2 separate regions of the Mus musculus genome follow, and region 2 is linked to region 1. Evidence: chromatin loops called from intact Hi-C (ENCODE). Cell type or tissue: left cerebral cortex. All regions are shown on one strand.

Region 1 (5,000 bases):
GGAATCAGGATCCAGCCATTTAAAACAAATTATAGCTAGTGACCTCAAAAATCCAAAATGCAGGCCACACAGCATACATGAGACTGAATAATCGAAGAATAATGCTTTTCTAGCCGCCTGGAAACCCAGCTTCCTATGCAGTACTTGAAGGCCCCAGTCATCTGTGTTCACAGCAGTCACACAGCAGATATTTTATGACGTCCTGTGTTTTAGGCAGTCAAGGGTCATTAAAACTACTCCAAAGTTCTTGTCAACCAATATCATGTTTGGAACGAGTGAGGAAAAGCCTGCCATTTGATAAGGTGAAAAAGGAGCTCATCTGGAACCCCAGCTCTAATCAGGCAGCTCCGAATGAAGAGGGCTCCTGGGTGGGGGATGGCAGCCCTGCTGTGGCAAAACAGCATTTCCTACTCAAGTGATGTTGAGGGAGAAAAGTGATTAGCACTTATCTGCCAGGAGACAGAGCCTGAGTCACGAGGGCCACTGTAGGCCTCAATTATTTCATCAGTTTATAAGAGACTTGATGATTATGTCTTATTTTCAGATTTCCTCCAAAACAAGCCCACTGGAAAGGATTAGGGGCTCCTATCCACCCCAAGTTTCTCTGCCAAAAATGGAGGCTAACAAAGAAAATGCAAATCCCTCCCCCGTGAAGAAGCCAGAGTCAGAACTTTCTCTCCCCCTCTCCCTCCCCTACCACCTGGGAGGGGAGAAAAAGAGAGAGAGCTATTATTAAAATAGATTCTTCAGCATAAAGGGAAAACTTTTCTAAGTGGTATCTTAGTTCCTTTTTTAAAGTAAGAAGTGAAAGGGGATAATGCGAAGCCAAGACAATCAGGGAGTGTCGATCTTTTCAATCTGCCAGTTATCCCACTAAAGGAAATCACACTGCAAAGTGTGGAGATGGAGTGAGGATGAAAGGAGTAAAGAAACGTGGCCTTCCTCCAGTCAGGTCTTCCCCCTGCTTCCTCCTCCTGCACACAGACCAAGGTGCAGTCTAAAGAGCCAAAATATGGAAGTTCCCAGGGATGACTAATGCTAACTATCCACAACTCAGTCTTCAGAGGTCACTGCCTCTTGGATTTTATACTTACATAACTGGAAAGCTGGCAGCATGGTGGAGGGACTCAATCAAATCAGGATTCAAAATTAAAACCAAAATAACCAGATAGCCTAAATATACCACCAGGCTCCACAGGTTTGAAAAAACAGTATCTAAAATAAATACGACTTCTCCAGCAGGAGGGGGAAAAGTCATCTACCAGTAAGGACACACCTTAAAAGTTCTCAGCACAGTAACTAAGCACCAACTAGTGGTCTGATAGATACACTCCCCAGACAGAAAGCAGTAAGGTTAGTTCTCTGCACTTGTCACTACAAAAAAAAAAAAAAAATTTTTTTTTTGAAACTAGACCTGTTACTAATCCTTCTCGAAACAAAAACTTAACATCTGATATCCAATTTGGTACCAAGGTGGTCGATTTACTCTGGGAAAAGTAGTCAAGAAGGCTGTGGACGTTTTTCTCTTACAAAGAGAGGTGAAAGGCCCCCTGAGGCCCCTACCTAGTTGCCAGGCATGGCCAGCAGCTGTGGCTACCCTGCCTCCTCTTTTGTTGGCCTTAATCTCATGTCAAGTTATTCAACCACCTCAAAAGGGATGAAGACATAATTGAATCAACCTGAACTAAATCAGACCTAGGCCTCTTAAAACATACAACTTAATGGCTCCAACCCATCCCAAACCAGGAAACTGGCCACGGGATCCTGGGGTACACATGGTGCCCTACAGCCCTGGACCCCAAGCTGGTGCCCCTTAATCAACGCATGCTCAGGAATGCCTGTTTCTCAGAGAAAGAAACTAAGGCTCACAGGACACAGCCCTTAAGGTTGGGAACGACCACCCCGAGCCCCCGACCCAAACAATAAAAAGTTTAAAAGTTTCTACTACTGTGTGAGTGCGGACCGGCCCCCACTGGGGGTCCCAGAAGTGGGCCCCCGGGACTTCGGCTCACTTCAGGAAGCAAACCTTTCGGGAAAAATCCCCGCCCGCTGTCCCCACCCCCACCCTCCCCGCCCAAGAATGCGCTTCCCGTGCGCCGAGGGTCTGAGGCGGGGGCGCCCTTCACTGCGCGCCCGCTCGCGTTGAGGCTAAACTGAGGCGCACGGGGCGGCGCCCTCGGATGTGCGGTGCCGCCTCCCGCCAACCCGCACGAACTTCCCACGGGAGTTTGCGGGACGTTCTAAGTTTGGGAGTGAAACCGAACACCTTCCTTGGTTGGCAGGACGCAGCTCCCGCAGGGGCCCGGACCCCCGACGGCCACGCCGCGCCGGGCAGGCCATTGTCTCGGCCGTCCCTCCCAGCCCCACGCGCGGCCGCAGCCGTGGGGACGCGGCCCCGGCGCCCCTTTACCTGCGGCCGTCCGGCTGCACCGCCCAGCCGCGGGGCTGAAGGAGCGGCAGAGGCGGCGCGGCCTTTGTGCGTCTGCCGCTAGCCCCGACGGCGCGGGGACCGGGACGGGGCCGCGCCATGCCCGCCTCCCACGGCCGCGGGCGCCGGGACCCCCACCCCCACAGAGGCTCCGGGGGGCCGGGCTCACCTCCGGCGCGGGGCGAGGGAGCGGCGCGGGCGCCCCCTACTCGTCCGCGCGGGGACAGTGCAGGCGCGGGGTCCCTGCGCGGGCGGGCGGGCGGCCGGCGTCCGGCGGGGGGACTGTTGGGGCAGAAAGTGCTCGCAGCAGCTGTTGCGCCCTCCCCCCCGGCCGCGCCGCCTGACGCCCCGCCCCCGGCCACGCCCCCTCTGTGACCGCGCGTGTGCGCAAGCGCGTCCCCGACCCGCCCACCGCTGCGGGCCACGCCCCCCTCGGACCCCCCGAGGCGCGAGCCCCGCGGAGCGGCGCGCGCACCCCACTCCCACCCCGTGGGCTCCCGCGCACGCGCGCCCCGCGCCGTGTCCCGCCATCCGGCCTAACGTGGCGCGCTCGCGCCCGGGCGGTTCCAGTGACAGGTATTCTGGGGATGGAGGGGGGGGCTGCAAACGCAGCACGCAGGCGCACAGCCAGTCCTCCCTCGCCGCCTCCCCCTCCCTTGCAAGGTGCGCCCCGGGAGGGGAGGGAAGAGGAGGGGAGGGGCCGGTTGCCCAACTCCCCGGTCGCCCAGAATCACGAACAACAACAATAATAATAATAAAAATTTAAAAATAAACCAACCTTGCCACTGGCTTCGGGAGCTCACAGGATAGCGGTGTTCTGAGGTGTTGTGAAGGTTAACACTTTCAGAGAGTCAATGTGAGGAAGGTCCGAGACCTAAAAAGAATAAATTTTCTCTTAAATTGTTATCTTCAAAAAGCCTTTTTATTTCTTCCTTAACACCCTGGGCTTGTGTTTCTATTATAGTTTCATATCTGAATTTGGACTTGGTACCTAATAAATCTTAGTTTGCAGAGAAATTCATTTGAGTGAAACTAGGCTTAAAAGTGTGCTCAAAAACAAAAACCACACACTTCTTTATGCCCATCTCACTTAAAGCGTTTCCCTTCTGTTTTGTTCCTGACTCGTATTAAAGATGAAAGAAGATAAGACAGGAAAAGGTTTGACTCCAAAGGCCTGGGACTGATGTCCCGTTTTAAGCAAGCCCCAGGGAGGAACTATGGCGGCCACAATCACATCCAATAATTTTTCTGCTCCAAAATGCAAATGAACTCAAATGTAAAATAGATTTATTGCTTAACACCGAACAGTCAACTTGTTTGTTTCTTTTTCAAGCTGGCCCTCGGTGTATCAAAAAGTGGGAAAACATCAAGAAAAGCATACATACCCATTTCCTAAATCAAAAAGAAGCGTGGGGGTTGGGGGGGAACGGGACAAAAAAGAACCGACCGGAACTGGTAAGCAACGCAGTCCTTAATAAATAGGAAGAAGAATTCAAGAAGACAGCTTAGCAAGGGGCAAGAACCTGCCTTGTAGAATGTTTTTGCTGTCATTTTACATAGAACTACCAACCCACATATGGTCTCGTTAGTCTTTTTTTTCAAAGGAAGTGAATCAATTACTTACTCACAATTAATTAGCATCGCTGGAAGTAGATCCTTAAGCCAGCCCTGATTCTCATCCAAGCCCAGAAGATATTGATCATTTTTAGTACTAGGGTTCCTTTTCTCACCACAGATTAATATCTTTCTCTAAAGTATTATATTTACCCTATAAATATCATAAACTATAATATTTATAAGGTTAAAGCCTTATAAATATTCACGATCAAAACGCAACAGCTCAGCAAGCATTCATAAGCAGAAGACTTCATTTAACTTTGACCCCCCCAAATTAAAAAAAAAAAAAAAAAACGAGGGAGGGGAGCTTTGCTATAAAACAAAGAAAACTATGACCAAGTAAAGTGGATAGAGGTTGAGCTTCAGTCCCCATGTTAATGGATAACCTTTGCACTCTGAAGCCTTGAATACTGTAAACACAATAGCTGATAGTTAAAAACCCTAGTGTGGAGATGGGACAGAAAGGAAAGTCCAAACGTCTCAGCAGCAACAGGGAAACAATCAAATATTTTGACAAACAATCATTTGGCTAAGAACAATGAGACTCGGGCTCTCAGACCTTGTAGCTACTGAGTTATTTTCAGAGTAAAGGAAGAAAGGGAGGGGGGGGGCGGTTCTCCATGCCCTCACAAAGCCATACTCTGTTAAGCCATTTTGGCATCAGATGGTCTGTTACTGTTTCTCATCCCTCTCCTCCCACCACCACAAATAAGGGGGAGGGGGACTTACTATGTTGTAGCTCTTAAAATTGAAAGGGATTTGCCTTCCCTGATCTATCTGCTAAGAGGTTTGTATGAGATCCTGATGTCTGAGCAAAGAATTACAAAGAACCTTCCCTCCTGGAGACGTGCCAACAAAACTGGGAAATCGTTGCAAAATTCTGCCAGTGACGGCTGAGCTTGCAAACACATACCGTGTTTTCCAAGGGACATGGAGAGATCGGAATTCCTGCCTT
Region 2 (5,000 bases), 140 kb after region 1:
TGTGAACCTCTGCACCCATGTGAAAAAGCCAGGTGTGGACCTAAACCCTGGCACTGGAGGAGGAGGACAGAGACAGGATCACTGGGTCTTGCAGTCACAAGCCTAGTGGACAAACATGCTCCAGGTTCAGGAGAGGCCCTGCAGAAGGGACTCCGGCCCCTGAGGACAGATCAAGGAAAAAACACTTGACATCTTTCTCTGACCTCCATCTGCACAGAGGCACTCCCCCTCCCCCCACGCACACCAGACCTCCCCTGAAGAACACATAGGAGAAACATGTGTGACCAGCAGCTGGGCCGCTGAGCCCATCAGTAAAATGGGATTCATGATACTGTTGGTTATCAACGCAGCCAGGCTGGCTGCCAGTGAGCTCCAAGGATCCTGAGTGCTGGGATTACAAAAGAGCAGTGGCCTGGCTTTTTATGTAGGTCATAGTAGCGACCAGTAGCTGATGGCTACAGCCTCTATTCCTTTGGAAAACACTGAGGCACCTATATAATCCTTCCTTCCTTCCTTCCTTCCTTCCTTCCTTCCTTCCTTCCTTCCTTCCTCTCTTCCTTTCTATCTTTCTTTCTTCCTTTCCTTCTCTCTCTCTCTCTCTCTTTCTTTCTTTCTCTCTTTCTTTCTTCTTCCTTCCTTTCTTTCTCTCTTCCTATTTCTCTTTCTTTCTTTCTTTCTTTCTTTCTTTCTTTCTTTCTTTCTTTCTTCTCTCTCCCTCCCTCCCTCCCTCCCTCCCTTCCTTCCTTCCTTCCTTCCTTCCTTCCTTCCTTCCTTCCTTCCTTCCTTCCTCCCTTCTGCTGCTTAAAAATATATTTATTTAACTTTAGTTTGTTTTTTGATAGGCATGTCTGTTTTGTCTTCATGTATGTCTATGTGCCAGATATGTTCTTTATGTCCCAGAGACCAGAAGAGGATGTGGGAGCCCCTGGGACAGGAATTGCAGATGGTTGTGAGTTGCTATGTGGGCACTGGGAATGGAACCTCTTGTCTACCAGAAGAGCAGCTGGTGCTCTTGACTGCTGAACTAGCTACGTCATGTCTAGCCTTAGTGTTTTTCATTTTTATCAATGAGCTACACTACAACTCATTACATTCATTTATTCATGTGTGTGTATGTGTGTGTGTGTGTGTACGTACATGTGTGTGTGTGTGTGTGTGTGTGTGTGGTATGTAGGATGTGTGTGTGCACGATGTGGTGTGTGTGTGCATGCTGTGGGGTATGTGTGTGTGTGTATGTGTGTGTGTGTATGCTTGCTATGGTATGAGTGTGGAACTCTGAGAGCAACTTGGTGGGTTGTCTTCTTCTGCTGCTGGGAACTGAACTTAGTTCCCCAGCTCAGCAGTGAGTGCTTTTGCTTGCCAAGCCGTCTCACCGGCCTTAGCATTCTCATAAGAGCAATATTCACTGATTAGTTTCTGCACTAGTCAAGACCCTTGCTTGAAAAACTGCAGAAGGCCAGTTCAGATCAGCTTATATAAAACCCATAAGACAAATCTTCCTCCAGAGATGGGATTTACAGGCACACTTGTCTCAAAAGCCTAGGACTTGGGGCCTGATTCACCCTTGTGGGAACATCACATCATGGCTCATAAGTAACTGTACTTACATGTCAATCAAAAATGAAATAAAAACACCAACAAAGAGTCCTGTGTTTCCCTGACCCTGGGCCTTTTAATTTCTCTTGCTTCTCCCTTACCTTTGCCAGTCTGGGCAACCATTGATCTCAGAGAAACTGACATCTTTCCTAAGCATCTCTAGTAGAGTCCTGGGGAAGAGACTCTTGCTGGCCAAGCTGGGGGACATGCAGGAGTCATCTTGGTTCAAAGGTCAAAGGAGGGCCAGCCCCACAGGATCACCTAACTTTCTCCTAAGGCATTCACAGGATCACCCTAGGCATGGCTGTTCTGGGAGGCAGAACACTTTGGTGAGGTTGAGTGTGGCCCCGTGAAGGAGAGAAGGTAGAACAACCCCCCTCTCTCCTCATAACAGATTAAAAGGTCTCTGGATGTTTCCAAATGCCCCTTGCGGGAGGAAGTGACCCCTCCAGCGCCACAGATGGAGTAAGAATGTAGAAGCGCTCTACACTTGAGTTGTAGCTCAGTGCTAGGTTACTAACCTAGTGTGTGCGAGATCTGTCAGCATCACACAGGAAAAAACTCACTGGTCAGCTTTCTGTTACTATTACAAATACTGGAGACAATGGCTTTATAAAGCAGAAAGGTTTGCTTGGGCTCATTTAGTTTCAGAGATTCCAGTCTGTGGTTGGCTGGCTCTGTTGCCAGCCTTGGACACGCCCCCAGCAACTTGAAGACCTCTTAACCATGACCACCTCTTTAAAAGTCCCATCAGGGCTGGTGAGATGGTTCAGTGGGTAAGAGCACCCGACTGCTCTTCCGAAGGTCCGGAGTTCATATCTAGCTCTCAAATTTAGGAAGTAGTTTCCCATGGGAATGGAGACTGGTAAGCCAATGGCTCCTACACTGTTAATGTCCCGAGGGGTGTACACAGCCTTACTGCTAACCTCAGCCGTGACTGAAAGTCATTGAGGCCGTTTACAGTTCCTTCAAAATAATTCTAGAAGGGAATTCATAAAAATGGGTAACATCTGGAGAGATGGCTCAGCGGTTAAGAGCACTGACTGCTCTTCCAGAGGTCCTGAGTTCAATTTCCAGCAACCACATGGTGGCTCACAACCATCTGTAATGAGATCTGATGCCCTCTTCTGGTGTGTCTGAAGAGATCGGCAGTGTACTTACATACATTAAATAAATAAATAAATAAATAAATAAATAAATAAATAAATAAATATTTTAAAAAATGGGGCTAGAAAGATGGCTCAGTGGTTAAGAGCACTGGCTGCTCCTGGAGAGGACTCAACTTCTGATCCCAATACCCTACCCACACTGCCCCTCCTGACTACCCATGTAATTTTAGTTCCAGAGGATCTGACGCCCTCTTCTGGCCTCCCAAGGCACTGCACCACATGATGTACAGCCATTTAGGCAGACACTCATACACATAAAATAAAAATAAATAAATCTTGAGAGAGAAAAAAACCAACCCAGACATATTTATTTGTAAGCCTGTGAGTTGTCTATGGATACAGTCCCAGATCCGGAGGAACTGAGAAGCCCACTTCCCGAGGCGTATTGTAAACAGAAAGGAACGCCAAGACCGGTTTGGCCACACCTTGCGCTAGGTGCGTGATCTGTCTTCGGTTATTTGATCTCTTCCGTCCTGGTTGTCGCCAATCTTAAAGACGATTAATGATGCCAGACCAATTAATGATGTATGTGAGACTCCAAAATGCCAGGGAGTTGGGGTGTTATTTAAGCTCGTTCTTCAATTATTTGACTAAGAGGCACACTTGAGTGATTTCTTTTAGAATCAAAGCCTTACTTCTCTCCCCCTCCCCCTCCTCCTCGTCCTCCCCGCTTCCTTTTCATTTGTTGGCTAACACAGAGAGAGCAATGTTATGGTAAAAGGGATCCTTTTTCATTTTTTTAGATCGTTCTGAGAGGTAAGTTTTGCTCACCTGGTTTATTGCCAATCTCTTGCGTTCCCGGTGTTGAAAAAACAGAGGGGTAAGGTAGGGCTTATTTACAGTTCAGTGGTTCCTAGAACCAACACAACTGTTCCCTCGTGGAGACAGAAATTATGTCCCAATGAAACGCACCGAATATAGTCTCAATTCTGTGACTCCGTTCCCTCTTGCTAACACTCCAACCAGTTAAATCGGGGAGATTTAAGCTCCTGGTCTTTGTCTGAACACATCGGAAAAGCCAGAAAACGTTGGAACAAATTGTGGAGCCCAGTTGTAAGCGAAGGGCGGAAAAGCAGTCCAGAAACAAATGACCTAATCCGGTGTCAGAGGCAGCGGCTTAATGACTCCTGTCTGAAGAGAGACTTCCAGGACGGGTTCCTTCCTAAGTGAGCAGGAGAAAATTGGCCTTTTTGATGTAAGGCAGTTGAGGGAAAATTTCTGCTTTTGCCTCTAGGAGTAAATGTGCTTTGATTCTGATTAGATTTGTAATTTATTAAGCTTCTCCTTGCTGTTTGCACTTAGAGATACCAAGTTTGTTCTTTCTACTTGTAGAGACAGGCTTTTTTTGGGGGGGGGGCAGGGAGGTGACATTAGTTATTGTCATTGCCCCTTAGGAGGTTTTTAGTTTTAGTTGTTTTACTTCTGAACCTTGTTGCAGGGGCTGGGAGTCAGCTGTTAGAATGCTCACCTAGCAGGCGGAGGCCCTGAGCTCAGTCAACAGAACCTTGTAGGAGTAGTGGGCTCCACTGTCCTGCCAGCGTTTGGGAGGCAGAAGCAGGAGGATCAGAAGTTCAAGTCCACCCCCAGCTTTCTAGTAAGTCCAAGGCCAGCCAGGGCTACAGGAGACCCTGTCTCAAAACAAAACAACAACACACAAAAAAAAAAATTGCGACAGGGAACACATACACTGTAGAAGTTGTAAAAACGTCTCCCAGGATGCTATCTTCTCACCAGAAGCTTTTGTGTGCATTCTGGAAAATTCCAGTGTTTATGAAGTTGGAGGCTCCACGCTGATATTTATCAGGATTTAAATTTGAATCATGCATAGCACAGGAAAAAAAAGAATGGGGGCAGGGTCTTGATTTTTATTATGTGTTTGGAGAGGCGCTTCAGTGTTTACAGTCTGGGAACAGGATCCCAGCGGAATCCTTTCTGTTGTCAGGGAGGGGCCAACATTCCCGTGTCCACCCACTCACCCAGAGGCAGCCTGGTTTTGGAGTGGAAATAACACTCTTATACCTAATAGGACCCGGGAGATCTGCCCCGACTGCCTGCCGGTTTCTACAGTTGGAAATTACAAAAGCCAGCAGCCGATATCAACCTTCTGCCTGCTGACTTGCCAGAGAATCTCCCATCTCTTTCTCTTGGGCTACAAGGACTTCCTTCCTTCTGGACAAAATACTGGCATAGCCTAGGAGGTTGCAAGTTGGTTGCTGAGTCCATTGGGGTTTTGTT

What was found. Hi-C counts contacts between places; a loop is a spot of excess contacts. Peaks named below come from ENCODE experiments on the same cell type or tissue, not always from the same donor. Only the 100,000 strongest peaks of a DNase experiment are listed, where the experiment ranks them.
Region 2: it touches region 1 in a loop (2.0-fold over the local background); 5 of 42 quality-filtered maps call a loop at or near these places.

What each region holds. Positions count from the first base shown.
Region 1 is chr2:170,128,451-170,133,450 of GRCm38, forward strand. Zfp217 (zinc finger protein 217) reads right to left here and starts at 2,770. Exons shown (of 6, transcript NM_001033299.3): 1 at 2,598-2,770. In left cerebral cortex, a CTCF peak has its summit at 2,650; DNase peaks (open chromatin) are centred at 1,730, 2,856, 2,973 and 4,953; H3K4me3 peaks cover 2,451 bases; H3K27ac peaks cover 848 bases.
Region 2 is chr2:170,263,561-170,268,560 of GRCm38, forward strand. No RefSeq gene overlaps it. Among named protein-coding and RNA genes, the nearest start is that of Gm34542, 53 kb to the right of the region's middle. In left cerebral cortex, a CTCF peak has its summit at 2,980 (motif pointing left); a DNase peak (open chromatin) is centred at 4,761.